Linked DNA regions of Homo sapiens: all the other regions are linked to region 3. Evidence: chromatin contacts called from ENCODE Hi-C or POLR2A ChIA-PET data. All regions are on one chromosome and are shown on one strand. Each heading gives the region's core, a stretch centred on a gene start or an enhancer-like site at or near the end of the contact. The rest is flanking DNA. Distances are from core to core; before and after follow the strand shown. Region 1 overlaps CORO1C (coronin 1C). Region 2 has its middle 16 kb from the start of SELPLG. Region 3 overlaps SSH1 (slingshot protein phosphatase 1).

Region 1 (4,112 bases), core at 795-3,294, 170 kb before region 3:
CCCAGGTTGAAGCAATTCTCCTGCCTCAGACTCCCAAGTATCGGCTGTTTTTAAAATGTAATATGTTATCGGAGATCAGGATACCAACAAGGACTACAAAACATTTCCTCTCAGCTTTTATTTAATATTATTTGGGATTTTATTCTAAATTCCTTGTTAAGTTCAAAACTCTCCAGTTAGAAGCATGCAAAAAATTGAAAGAAAACTACAAAATGATTGAAACACTCAAGAAAAGGAATGGGAATGAAGACACTTAGCTAAGTCTGTGGTTCTTGATGGGATGACATAGTTTTTAAAACATATTTTCTATAATTTTACACTTGGAAAACAAAAATACACTTAATATTTTTATAACATGTATTATAGAAAATATTACAAAAGAAAAAAATGAATTAGACCTCATCAAAATTAAAAGCTTTTGTGCTTCAAAGGACACTATGAAGAAAGTGAAAAAACAACCTGCAGAATGGGAGAAAATAACTTACAAATCATACATTTGATAAGAGACCCATAGCCTGAATATAGAAAGAACTCTTAGAATTCAACCAAAGGACAAATAACCCAATTGAAAAATAGGCCAGTCATCTAAATAGACATTTCAAGGAAGACATATAAATGGCGAAAAAGCACATGAAAAGATGTTTGGCATTATTAGTAATTACAGAAATGCAAATCAAAACCACAAGCTCTCTCTTCATGCCCATTAGGATGGCTAGAATCAAAAAGACAGATAACAAGTGTTCACAAGCATGTGAAAAAATCAGAGCCTGCACACATGGCTGGTGAAAATGTAAAATGGTATAGCCACCATTTGGTGGCAGACCTTGGAAAACAGCCTGGCAGTTCCTTAAATGATTAAACAGAGTTATCATATGATCCGGTAATTCCACTCCTAGGGATATACCCAAGAGGATGGAAACTATGTGTCTATGCAAAAACTTGTACAAGAATGTTCATAGAAGCATTATTTGTAATAGCCCAAAGGTGGAAACAACCCAAATATCCATCTATCGATAAATGGCTGAACAAAATGCGACATATTCATACACTGGAATATTATTTGGCCATAAAAAAGAATGAAGTACTGATACATGCTACAACATGAGCAAACTCTAAAAACATTATGCAAAGTGAAAGAAGCCAGACATAGAAGACCGCATATTGCAGGATTCCATGTATGTGAAATGTCCAGAATAGGCAAATCCGTAAAGACAGAAAGTAGAATAGTGGTTGCTTAGTGTTGGGGAGAGTGGAGGGAGGCAGGTGGAGGGGTGATAGCTAAAGGATTTGGGTTTCTATATGAGGTGATGAAAATTTTCTATAATTGTCTGTGGTGATGGTTGTGAATATTCTAAAACTCAGTGAATTGTACATTTTAAATGAGTGAATTCTATGTGAATTATATCTCAATAAAACTTGTTATTTAAGAAAATCCTCTTGACTAGTGAAGACATGCAGAAGACTCACCACATCTTAATTGGGGACATGCCTGGGCACAGGGGGAGAAAGGGACAGGGAAAGTATGAGTGGAAGGAATGAAAGACTTTATGTTTAACAATGAACAACAAAGGTTTCAAAAGGTTAAGAAACAAACAACCTCTAAGAAAAGGGCTGAGTTACAGGTAAGCTGAGTAGCATCAAGAACCCTACCGAAGACCAGATATTAAATAATATTTAAGTTTATGAAAAAGCTAAAGTTTAAAATCATTATCTTCTACATGAAGATTAAAACAAGTAAATTTACCATCAGAAAATGATTTTGAGGAACTAGCTCATGAAAAATTTAAGAACTTGTCAATGAAAAATCATGTTCAACACTAGAACACGTGAGAAAAAGAATTTTCCTTTGTGGGAACTTTAAAGAAGGAGACAAACAATTGTCTGTTTTCAATTGCTTAGTGGAAGGCAGAGATCTAGACTGGATGAGTGTTTAGGGTTCAGCTCAGTTCTACTGTCCTGCAAAAAATGAGAACAAAAAGTTTGCCATTCTGAAGAGTGGGAAAAAGTCATGAGTTGAGTGATTTGTTCATTTTTACAGCTAAATTCTGCCCAGGCTAAATATAACCCCTTATGCAAATCATAACAAAAATAAACCTGCATTTTGAGGGCCCAAGCTTAGAACATCACCTAATTTCCCCAGAGCCAAATTTTAAGCAAGGCAGGTGTGAACAAGCATAGAAGGAAAAGGAAGACCTACCCTGCCCTCTCCCTCCCTCTGCGGAAGAGACCTTGACCCAGGCCTCTTTCCCCTGCGGAGAACATGGGCATCTGCTCTCCTCCATTACTGCATGTTAGCTTTCATCCTGACATGCACTATTTTTATTCAAGAATTTATGATTAGTGAAACAACTCCACATTGAACTTGACTATCTGAATATAAAGCAGGACTGACATTTTGAACAGAACAAACAGAAAACAGTGACTACTAATTTGATCAAAGCATGAAGTCGACAGAAAAACAATTATGAAATGGGACTTCAGTGACTCAACAGGAAAAGCATTTTGCAAGATGCACTGTGACCCCACTTAGAACTGACAGAGTGGTAATACCACCTTCAATCTCCAGATGGCACCCCAACCATGGCCTGCTGGGTTTCCTTGCAAGGACTGAAAACGCCTCTGTGTCTCACTCTGAGCACAGCTAGTGCATTTTCCAAATCACTAATGAGACGTGGAGTGATGGGAGACTTTGTTTATAATCAGCATTTCCAACCTTAAAATATGAGGGCAGAAGCAGAGCTCATAATGGGGACTTAACCTTTTCCTTTCTCTAGCTTCTCCCCATCATCTTTTCCTGGATTAAAAGAAAATTTTAATGATGAAGCAACATTTATTAATTTTTAAAATAAGGAAACTCTGTGTGTTCCTTCTTTACCTCACCTCCAGCTGGTTTAACGGTTCCCTCAGCTGGGTTTATTCACATAAGACAAGCACCTAAGCCATTTTACTACCTTGGTTAACTCTTTCTTGTAACACATTTATTGAGTTACAATAAATTGTATTGTAACCCATCTAGTACTGGGTAACTAAATACAGGCCCTGCTCTTGAGAAGTTGATGGTCTAACAGAAAGCAGAGACTTCTATCAGACTGAAAATCAAAGACAACAAATCCAAGTGGTGTGATACAGACAGTTAGAGAGTGAGCACCAGAGTCAGGCAGAGTCTGGTTCAAATCCTGCCTGGGCCACTACCTGTGATGATCCTGGCAAACATCACTGCATAGAGAAAACATTAGTACCTATGCCTGCGAGGTGTGCTAAGAGAATTAAGGAATTAATTAACCCTCAGCACAGAGCCAGACACACACATAGTGCCTCCAGAATGCAGAGACAGTACACAGCAGGGCTGAGATTATGGGCTCTGGCCAGACTGATGTGACTGAATTCCTGATTCAGTCACATAGTGGTGTGACCTTGAGGACATTCACCTAACCTTTCCAGGACTTAATATTGAACCTGCCTTCTGTGAGGCGGTTTGAAGACTAACATGGTAACATGAAACTGACACATTTAGAAGAATGCCTGGCATAAGGCAGACACTGAGTGTTAGTTGGTATTATTGCACAGTGCAACCAATGCTATGCTGGCATAAGCCGACCGCACTACTACGAAATTAGCTTCCTGCTAACCAAGCTTGGTCCACCCAGGAGGGCTCCCTGAGGAGGTGACCTCTAAGGATGAACAAGACTTAGGTGAAAGTAGAGCAGAATATGAGGAGAAATTGAATATCCAGTCTCAAAATAAAACACGCAGATGTGTAGAGCAATTTTCTAAAAAGTGCATGCAGCATTTAAACAATGCCATAAAGAAGCTGGCTCAGGAGCTGCTAGGGAAAAAGCACCAGAGTGAAAAAGCTAATACTATAAGCACAAGGACTGCAATGCGAGAAGAAAGTGAGTGAAAAAGTCTCTGAAATGAAATAAGAAGACAACAGAATTCTTGTGTCCACTGGTAAAGAGGGGGTGGTGTTCTCTACGGTGGACTGTGGAAAGAGCTTGGGGGTTGGGGGCGGTCTGTAGGTCTTTCCACACTCAGCATACACATGCTCTGGCTGGCACCCAAAGGCCATGCTCACAGGCCTGTCATTATGTGGCTCTCTGCCCTCTTCAGGG
Region 2 (4,018 bases), core at 126-2,625, 220 kb before region 3:
CATGAGAATCAGTGCCTCACTCCTGTTTATTCAGAGTAATATTTCCTTGCACAGATGGACCACAGTTTATTTATCCATTCACCAGCTGATGGATATTTGGGTTGTTTTCAGTTTGGGGATCTTATGAACAAAGCTGCTGTACACATTTGTAGCAGTCTTTGTATGAACATCTGTTTTCATTCTCTTGGGGAGATACCTAAGAATGGGATTTCTGGCTTGGATGGGGAGTACATGGTGAGTACACGTCTAACTTTATAAGAAACTGCCCAACTGGTTTCCAAAGTGGCTGTATCATTTTGCATTCCCACCAGCAACATGTGAGTGTTCTAGCTTCTCCACATCCTCACCAGCACTGGGTGTTGTCAGTCTTTCTAATTCTAGTCCTGCTGGAGGGTGTGAAGTGGCATCTGACTGTGGCTTTAATTTGCATTTCCCTGATGGCTAATGACCTCAAGCATCTTTTGCAACAGCTTTCCTGGAACCTCCACCTGGAGGTTGAGCAGGCCCTGAGACCCAACTTGGCTGAACCCCAGCTCAGGACACTCCTCTTACCACCAGCCCTGCAACCTCCTTCCATGGCTTTCCCAGCCACCCCGTGGCACCCTCATCAGGATAGCTGCCCAAGTCAGAAACCTGAGATTTCAACCTCCTTTTTCCTCACTTCCAACCCATCAGCAACTCCTACCCTTTTCTTCCCAATTACCTCTCGATTCCACAACTTCTTTGCACCCTGCTCTAGTCCAGGTTCTCCTCATCCTCACACAGCCTCTTCCTCCTCCATGCGGCCACCCTGGCTCCTTCCAGCTGCCCCCACCTTGTCTGCTCCCCTAGTGCAAACTCCTGTGCCCATGATGCTCCCACTGCCTGGAACTTTCTTCCCTCTATCCCTTCCCTCCCAAGTCAATAACTCTGTGTCCTTCAAGTTTCAACCATGATTTTCCTGACCCATGCCCCCCAGCTCTGGCCCCATTGCTCCCAGCATCTCTCCTCTGGGCTCAGGGCCCAGCCATAATCTGACATAATCTGATCTTTTCCTGGGTGATTATTTGATCAATCTGTCCCCCTCTAGACCATGAGCCCCAAAGGGGTCTCGAACTCCTGGCCTCAAGTTATCCGCCCACCTTGGCCTTCCACAGTTCTGGGATTACAGGCCTGTCCTACTCACATGGCATCCCAGGGCCTCTCACAGTGCCTGGCACATTCCATAGTAATCGGTGGCTTGGTTGAGTGGCAAAGAGGGATGGGATCTGGGGAAAGAATTTGGGGAGCCCCTGCCAGATCAGCTGCTGGATGAACCACCCCCAGGGTGGCAGCCCCAGCCTGTAAGAGACAAGGGACCTGGAACAAACTGAGCCCATCATCCCCCGCCCCCCATTTCCTGTCTACCCTCCTTCCTTCCCTGCTGGCAGAGCTGAAGTCAGCACAGTGTGGTTTCCTAACCGTGCAACCGGCTGGAGCAAGTGGTTCAGCTTTCTGAACCTCGGTTTCCCTGGCAAGAAAATGGAACAATCATTGCACCCACATTATGAGGTTGAGTCCTAAATGAGATAATGCAGACAAACTGTTTGACAAGGCACTAGGTATGCAGTAAGTGCTCAGTAAAGGCCAGCTGCTTGCCCCCGGCCATCCCTCTTAGTCCTAGGCCCCAGCTCTGCTGTGTTGTGTTCTCTGCAATGAGAGGGCTGCGCTGTACTCGGTTACCCTCCCAAGGAACAGCGCCTTCCCTCAGCAGCCAGGAGCCACAGAGGGTGACTAATGGGGGACTTCCAGGCCCCAGGGCAGGTCAGCAGGGCTGAGGTTTTGGGGCGTGGGATTCCCCCAGAACCCCGCTGTGATCTCAAGGACAGCGTGACACAGTGGTAAGATCCTGGCTTTCAGGTCTGGGTTCCAATCTCAGATCCTCTTCATGACCTGGGGCAGGTGACTTCACCTAGCTCTCATCCTCAGTTTCATCTTCTGTAAAATGGGGAGAATACTAGAACCGTCTGTGAGAGCTGTTTGAGGGGATTCACGGGGATATTGCAGCTGTGTGTGTGTTCAGGATGTGTTTGCTGAATGGATGAGTGGGGTGATTCAGGCTGGTGGTCCTCAAGGGCATGGGAGGCCCAGGCAGGAGGGGAGGGCACAGGGGTGTGCAGGAGCCAGACTATATCTGCCCGTGAGAGCTAATCAACAAAATTTTCAGAATTTTGTGTCAGTTGTTTAATAAATTAAATTCTATTATATTAAAAGCCAAGGTCATCAGTACTCAAAACTCACCAATTCCTAATAATTGTACTACATTATCCGATGATCGATGCCCTTGTTACTAACACCTATTGTATCATCAACTATATAATGGTTGGTAGCTCAAAATCGGCTGTGGGAGTATTTACATGGAAGACATTGGCAAATGCTACAAATCAGGACTTTTTCCCATTGGAAGCCAGTTGTTAAACACTTAACAGCACGCCACTGGCTTTGGGGCTCCTTCCTGGCTAAATGATCTCCAAGTCTGGCCCAAGGGAAACGCAGGCTTCCACCTGCTCTAAGAGCTGGCGGCGGGCGCCCCCTGGTGGCCGCTTCAAGCACCCGGCTTCGCCCACCCTGAATGAAATCCCACACCTTGGAGAGAGAGAAAACTGTAAAGGGAAGGTGGCCCTCTTCCAACGCAAATGGAAATCTGTGGTTACACAGCATCCTCAGGAGCTGTCAGGAAATAGGGGAAAGCTCCCAGGAAGACGAGGTGACAAGATCCCTGGGGAACAACTCAGAGGTCCTTCAGCCTGAGTCCACAGCCCCCTGCTGTGGAGCCTTCAGCTCCCCTTCTCTGATTTTTCTGATCCCTCCCAAAGGGGAGGTAGACTCAGTCTCTCCTGACCCATCAGCCTGCCGACCCCGGGTGTTAACTGACCCAGCCCATGGCAGACACTCCCACCTTCTTCCATCAGCACCCCCAGGACACTTTGAACACACCTGCCTGTGTGTATCAGATTTGATCCTTCCAGAAGTTCAGGGGAGGAGACAGACACTGCATTTCCAATATGTGTGGGCCCTCTCCCCACTCCTCCCCGATGCTGTCCCATGGCCTTTCCCCCTGACGGCTCTTTCCTACCTTTCCCTTGTCTCTTTCCTCCAACCCCTCTCTCCCAAGCCACAGCCAACCCCTGCCAGACTCAACCTTCTCTGTGAACTCCCCTTTTCCGGGATAAACCATTGGGGGCAAGGAAAGAAGTCCTTCACTTCCAAAGAGGCCATTGAAGGTATTTTTTTTCTTTTTCCTTTTCTTTTCTTTTCTTTTTTTTTTTTTTTTTTTTTGAGACAGCTTTTCACTGCTGTTGCCAAGGCTGGAGTGCAATGGCATGACCTTGGCTCACTGCAACTTCTACCTCCCAGGCTCAAGTGATTCTCCCACTTCAGCCTCCTGAGTAGCTGGGACTACAGGCGCACATCACTGCACCTGGCTAATTTTTGTATTTTTTGTAGAGACGGGGTTTCACCATGTTGCCCAGGCTGATCTCAAATTCCTGAGCTCAAGCCGTCCTCCTGCCTCGGTCTCCCAAAGTGCTGGGATTACAGGCGTGAACCACCACACCCAGCCGGAGGTATTTTTCAAGAAGAAAAATAAAGACTATCCCCTGAGATGACTTTTATTCCTCTCCTAGAAGGTAGAACAGAGTCTGTTTAAGCGGCAGCTTCTTTCTCTCTCTATGGAAATGACTGGAAGGTATTTGGGAGCAGAAGAGCAAGAACTCTCCAAATCCTGGTTTTCTAATCTGACTGAAACTGCCTTTGCAAAAATTATAACTGAGGAAATGATGACAGTGGAAGAGACCAGACCGAACAGACTCCATCTTGCTTCTAGCCTTTAAGCTGTCCTTGTTCATTCCTTCCCCAAAGTTAGGCTGAACTAACTTTGGGAAATAATTCAGTTCGTGTTTTGACTCTGAAACAAAATTAATAATATCCCTTCCCCCCGAAAAGACCCCCTTCTTGCCTGGGGACCGATCTGCCTTTGCAGGACTAACAAATTAGCTAC
Region 3 (4,230 bases), core at 1,213-3,712:
CCTCTCACATAGGTACACGTCGATGTTTTCTGCTGGTAAAAGGTAACACCAACAAAAAGGCATGGTGCTCTCAGAAGGTGGGTGATGTGATTAGGTGCAATAAAGGGAGGTCATGCTAGGGTCAAAAACAAAATAATACTCTCTTTGGAAGCAGTAAAACAGATGCTAGTCTTCTACTACACACTTTCAGAGACCTGAATGTTCTTCTGGCCCTCTAAGGGAGACGCTGCATCATGACAATACGAAATGATGACAGTGAAAGCAAAAACAGATCAGACCTGTGCTGTGTGAAACAGACATGGGGTCTCGCTATGTTGCCCAGGCTGGTCTCCAACTCCTGAGCTCAAGCGATTGTTCCGCCTTGGCCTCCCAAAGTGCTGGGGTGACAGCTGTGAGCCACCGAGACCAACCTCAGATCAGACCTTTGACAAACTCTGCTGTGGACAAAGCATTCTGGTGAATGTCAACTCATCTGATCTTCACAAAACCGTGTGGAAGACCAGACAGGCATTATTACACTAATTTATGCCTAAGGAAACAGGGAGTTAAATAGTACAAATTTAGGATTTCTGATGCTGTATCTCGAAAAAAAAGTAGAGAATATGAGCCTGAAGAAGAGGCCCTGTAAAGGGTCCCAGATTGATGGGACAGGCTGAGACAAACGGAATCACTTTTCCCTGGATAGAACTAACCCTCAATGGTACCCCACTCTGCATGGTGATTACTGAGGGGACTGTCAATTGTCCAGCGAACTTGATGGTAATTCTAGGAGAAAAAGGAACTAATGTAATGCTGTCAGCATAGAAAGATGGGTGCCAACGAGCATTCCAAAAAGGAGGCTCTGTTAATTCGGTTTCGATCAACAAGTATTTGCTGAGTGTCTATTGTGTCCGGTCAGTGCTAAGGCCTGAGAATTTAGAAGTGAAACAGACCCGGTTTCCACCCATGCCACAGACCACTCCACACCTGGTCTGGAGTGACACTGGAGGGCCAGGCAGGCACAGGACAGTAACTTCGATATAAGGCAGCAAGTTCCACGGTGGAAGGAGGTGGAAGGTGCAGATGCACGTACACACAGGGGTTCAGGGAGGCCTCCCTGGAAGAAATGAAGCCTGCGAGGCCCTGAAGGATCAGTAAACAGAGAGGCATAAGGGGCAGGAGAGTAAGATGATTATGCTACATGTACCTTATTGTGAACCCAGGAGGATTTGGCCTCTGTCATAAAAGGCCCCCCTGTGGGTTCATAAACCTCAATTTACAAATTGTGCTTTATATATCAGTTCCTTATAAGTTTGGTTAGCGTAAATTGGTTTCTTAGAACTTGATCATCCCTGAGTGAACTCACAAATTCAAGTTTCAGAATGTGCAAACCTAAGAAACAAACCTCATGCTTGTGGTTGAGACATCGCACTGTCAACATCACAAATTCTCAGCACCTGAATGCCTGGTATACTATCAACATATATTGTTTTAAATATGTAAATAATAGCTTTCTAGTTATAGAGAGTTTGTCCCTACATTTTTCCACTTAATTTTTACAATCCCATTCCCCTGATGAAACAACCCCAGCCTGGGCAACATGGCAAAATCCTGCCTCTACAAAAAATACAAAAATTAGCTGGGTGTGGTGGCGTGCACCTGCAGTCCCGGGTATTTGGGAGGCTGAAGTGGGAGAATCACTTGAGCCCGGGAGGCAGAGGTTGCAGTGAGCCAAGATTGTACCGCTGCACTCCAGCCTGGGAGACAGAGGGAGACTCTGTCCCACCCACCCCCGCCTCCCAAAAGAAAAGAAAAGAAAGAAAAGAAAATGAAACCACCAAGACTGGGAGAAGATAAATGACTTGTCTGTGGTCATCTGGCTAATAAGAGGTAGAATGGGGCTGAAAAAGTTCGGTGCTCTTCCTGAAGAATCCATAGGTCAGAAAGCAGCACCATCTGACCTGCAGCAATAGCAGCAACGTGGAAAGCTAATCAACTGACCTCAAAACCACTCTCAGTGAGGCTCTGGATGGATTCAGAACCCCAGGCCTAGCAAAGTGAAGTTGATAAAGATGTAAAGGAGATCGAAAATTCACCATTTGGAGAGAGATTAGCTAAAGACTGCAGGTCGGATGGAAAATTCTTTCCATGGTTCTCCCACAGGTTCTTCCCTCATTTGGAACTCGTGTTTAAAAGTCACAAAGACCCTGAGTTGGGCCAAGGTCTCGTTCTTCTTCACTGTGGGCCTTGCAGTGCAACATGGCAGGGCCTCGTTCCAAATGTCACTCTTCAGAGCCTAAGAAAACAAGTAACTTTAGGGACACACCTGTCAACCGGAGCTCCCAAATTGTACCCCCCTAAACACATAATGCTGAGCATAGAAAAATTCCAGCTCTGCAGAGCGTTATACTTAGGGAAAGGGGTCACAGACAAGGAATGCTGGCAGGGCTCATTACAAATATCTTTGCTGCTGGAACATGTATTGTTTGGCTAGAAGGCGTAGGCTTCTCTCAGAGAGAAGGAATGTCCAAAAGTATTTCAGACAGTAAGAGACATTCTCTGAGCCAGCTACACAGCTCTCCTTCAAACCAACGGGTAGCGGCAAGCAGCTGAACTGACCAGCGAGCTCGCAAAAGCAAGCTTTTTTTTTTTTTTCTCCCTAAATAAGACAGCAAGTGATGTGTCTTGGCTTGGTTTAGCAAATTTTAAGATAGTTCCCTGATGACCCCAAGAGCCCTCAGGCCCCATGGAAGCTGGAGCTAATGCATCTTCCTCCAAGCATCATCTGCTCTACCAGGATCTAAGCCCCTTCACGAGGGCAGAAGGTATAAAGGCTGCACTGTGCGGGAAATGCTATGGCAGCAAAGACAGCCAAACACGCCAGAAATAACAGGCACATGAAGGAAATGTTTCTGAGACAGCTCAAAAATTCCGAGAAGAGATTATCCCGACTGTCCCAGGTTCTCAGCCCTGTCTATGGTATGCAGCCCCATACCACAGTCATTTGTCACCGAGTCCTAACTTTGTCAGAGGCCCCTCCTTTCAGGTCTCTCAGGCACCACCCAGTTCTGGCCCTCCTCACCCCCGTGAGCCAGGCGACATCCAAGCAGCCCCACGGTGCACCCGGCTCTGTGCTGCATTCTCTGAATGTCCCTGAAGGCCAGGGCTGTTGTATTCTCTACCCACTCTCTGTCTAGTATGGGAGCCACTGGCCAGATGTGTTGACTGAACACTTAAGATGCAGTAAGTGTGACCAAGAAACTGGGTTTGTCATTTTATTTCATTTTAGTTAATTTAAATTTAAGTTTAATTAGCTACATGAGGCTATCAGCTGTGGTATAGGACAGCAGAGCTCCGGAAGCTTTTGGCCTGGTGAGAAGAATCAGGACAAGCGCCTCCCTGGCCTCTCGCCCACTCTGCACAGCCGCTAACCATTGCTCTCATGACATTCTTTCCCAGCCCCAGAACTTTTAGCCATGTGACATCATCTATTGATTAGAGTCCAAACTTCTTGTGCTAACTCTCTATGGGTTGCCACAATTAGCCATTGTATGTCGTTAACCTAAATTTCATTCATCTGCTATGTCCTGACCTTAGGGGCTTAGAATATAGTTAGAAAACAGTATTTCAGAATAAAAAACCATTCTTGTATTACCTCTCGCACTATTCCCCCTGTTCTCCATGCTTCGCATTCTCTGTTCTATCCCCAGCTATAGCACTGTCCCCATAAAGCCTACTGTGGTTCTCGGCTCATGGTGTCCTTCCTCCCATCTGCCTCCCGACGTCATGCCTGTCTTCCAGTGTTTATGCCTTCTCCAGGAAGCTTTCTCTTGTGGCCCTCGCTGTGAGCTATAGCTCCTCCCTTTCAACATCTTCTAGCACCTCCTCTTACTGTGCAGGTGAGGACACTGAGGCTTAAGGGTTAAGTCACTTGCTCAAGGTCACATACAGTCGGTCCTCTGTATCCGCGGGTTCCTCATCAGTGGATTCAACCAACTACAGACAGAAAATACAGTATTTGAGGGATGCTGAACTCTTTGAATTAGTGGGTTCTGCGGGTGCTTAAGCATCCATGGATTTTGTTATCCTCGGCAAAGGCGGGGGTCCTGAAACCAATCCCCTTGGATACTGAAGGAAAGACCACCCTTAGTGATAGGAACCTAGGAACCCAAGTTCCCTCATTTCCAAATCGTGTTCCCTGACCCACTTATTTACTAACTAGTGGTGAAGCCATCTTCCTGCCAGTATATT

What was found. Hi-C counts contacts between places; a loop is a spot of excess contacts on that map. ChIA-PET counts read pairs that join two places held with the same protein, here RNA polymerase II (POLR2A). Pooled maps may share reads with other maps.
Region 1: a map of DLD1 shows a loop between it and region 3 (3-fold over the local background). The contact joins two enhancer-like sites. A Hi-C loop is called at or near these places in 3 of 168 maps with a recorded cell type or tissue (DLD1, endothelial cell of hepatic sinusoid and heart left ventricle), 1 of 37 single-sample maps with no recorded cell type and 9 of 50 pooled maps. POLR2A ChIA-PET finds 5 or more read pairs at or near these places in 9 of 52 experiments (AG04449, BJ, GM12878 and 6 more).
Region 2: a pooled map shows a loop between it and region 3 (5-fold over the local background). The contact joins two enhancer-like sites. A Hi-C loop is called at or near these places in 1 of 168 maps with a recorded cell type or tissue (naive thymus-derived CD4-positive, alpha-beta T cell) and 8 of 50 pooled maps. POLR2A ChIA-PET finds 5 or more read pairs at or near these places in 7 of 52 experiments (A549, BJ, CD4-positive, alpha-beta memory T cell and 4 more).

Annotation. Positions count from the first base shown.
Region 1 is chr12:108,662,432-108,666,543 of GRCh38, forward strand. All of the region lies in intron 3 of CORO1C (coronin 1C), which reads right to left. Among named protein-coding and RNA genes, the nearest start is that of MIR4496, 29 kb to the left of the region's middle. RefSeq lists an enhancer at 2,272-2,341. Within about 2 kb of position 2,045, at least 24 of the 41 ENCODE cell types and tissues checked have a DNase peak (open chromatin) inside an H3K27ac peak, as active enhancers do; they include GM12878 and heart left ventricle, where a contact is called at or near this core.
Region 2 is chr12:108,615,741-108,619,758 of GRCh38, forward strand. No RefSeq gene overlaps it. Among named protein-coding and RNA genes, the nearest start is that of SELPLG, 16 kb to the right of the region's middle. RefSeq lists enhancers at 1,552-2,011, 2,592-2,641. Within about 2 kb of position 1,376, at least 14 of the 41 ENCODE cell types and tissues checked have a DNase peak (open chromatin) inside an H3K27ac peak, as active enhancers do.
Region 3 is chr12:108,830,534-108,834,763 of GRCh38, forward strand. The region is part of intron 2 of SSH1 (slingshot protein phosphatase 1); the gene reads right to left. Among named protein-coding and RNA genes, the nearest start is that of MIR619, 4.4 kb to the right of the region's middle. RefSeq lists an enhancer at 1,150-1,259. Within about 2 kb of position 2,463, at least 26 of the 41 ENCODE cell types and tissues checked have a DNase peak (open chromatin) inside an H3K27ac peak, as active enhancers do; they include GM12878 and heart left ventricle, where a contact is called at or near this core.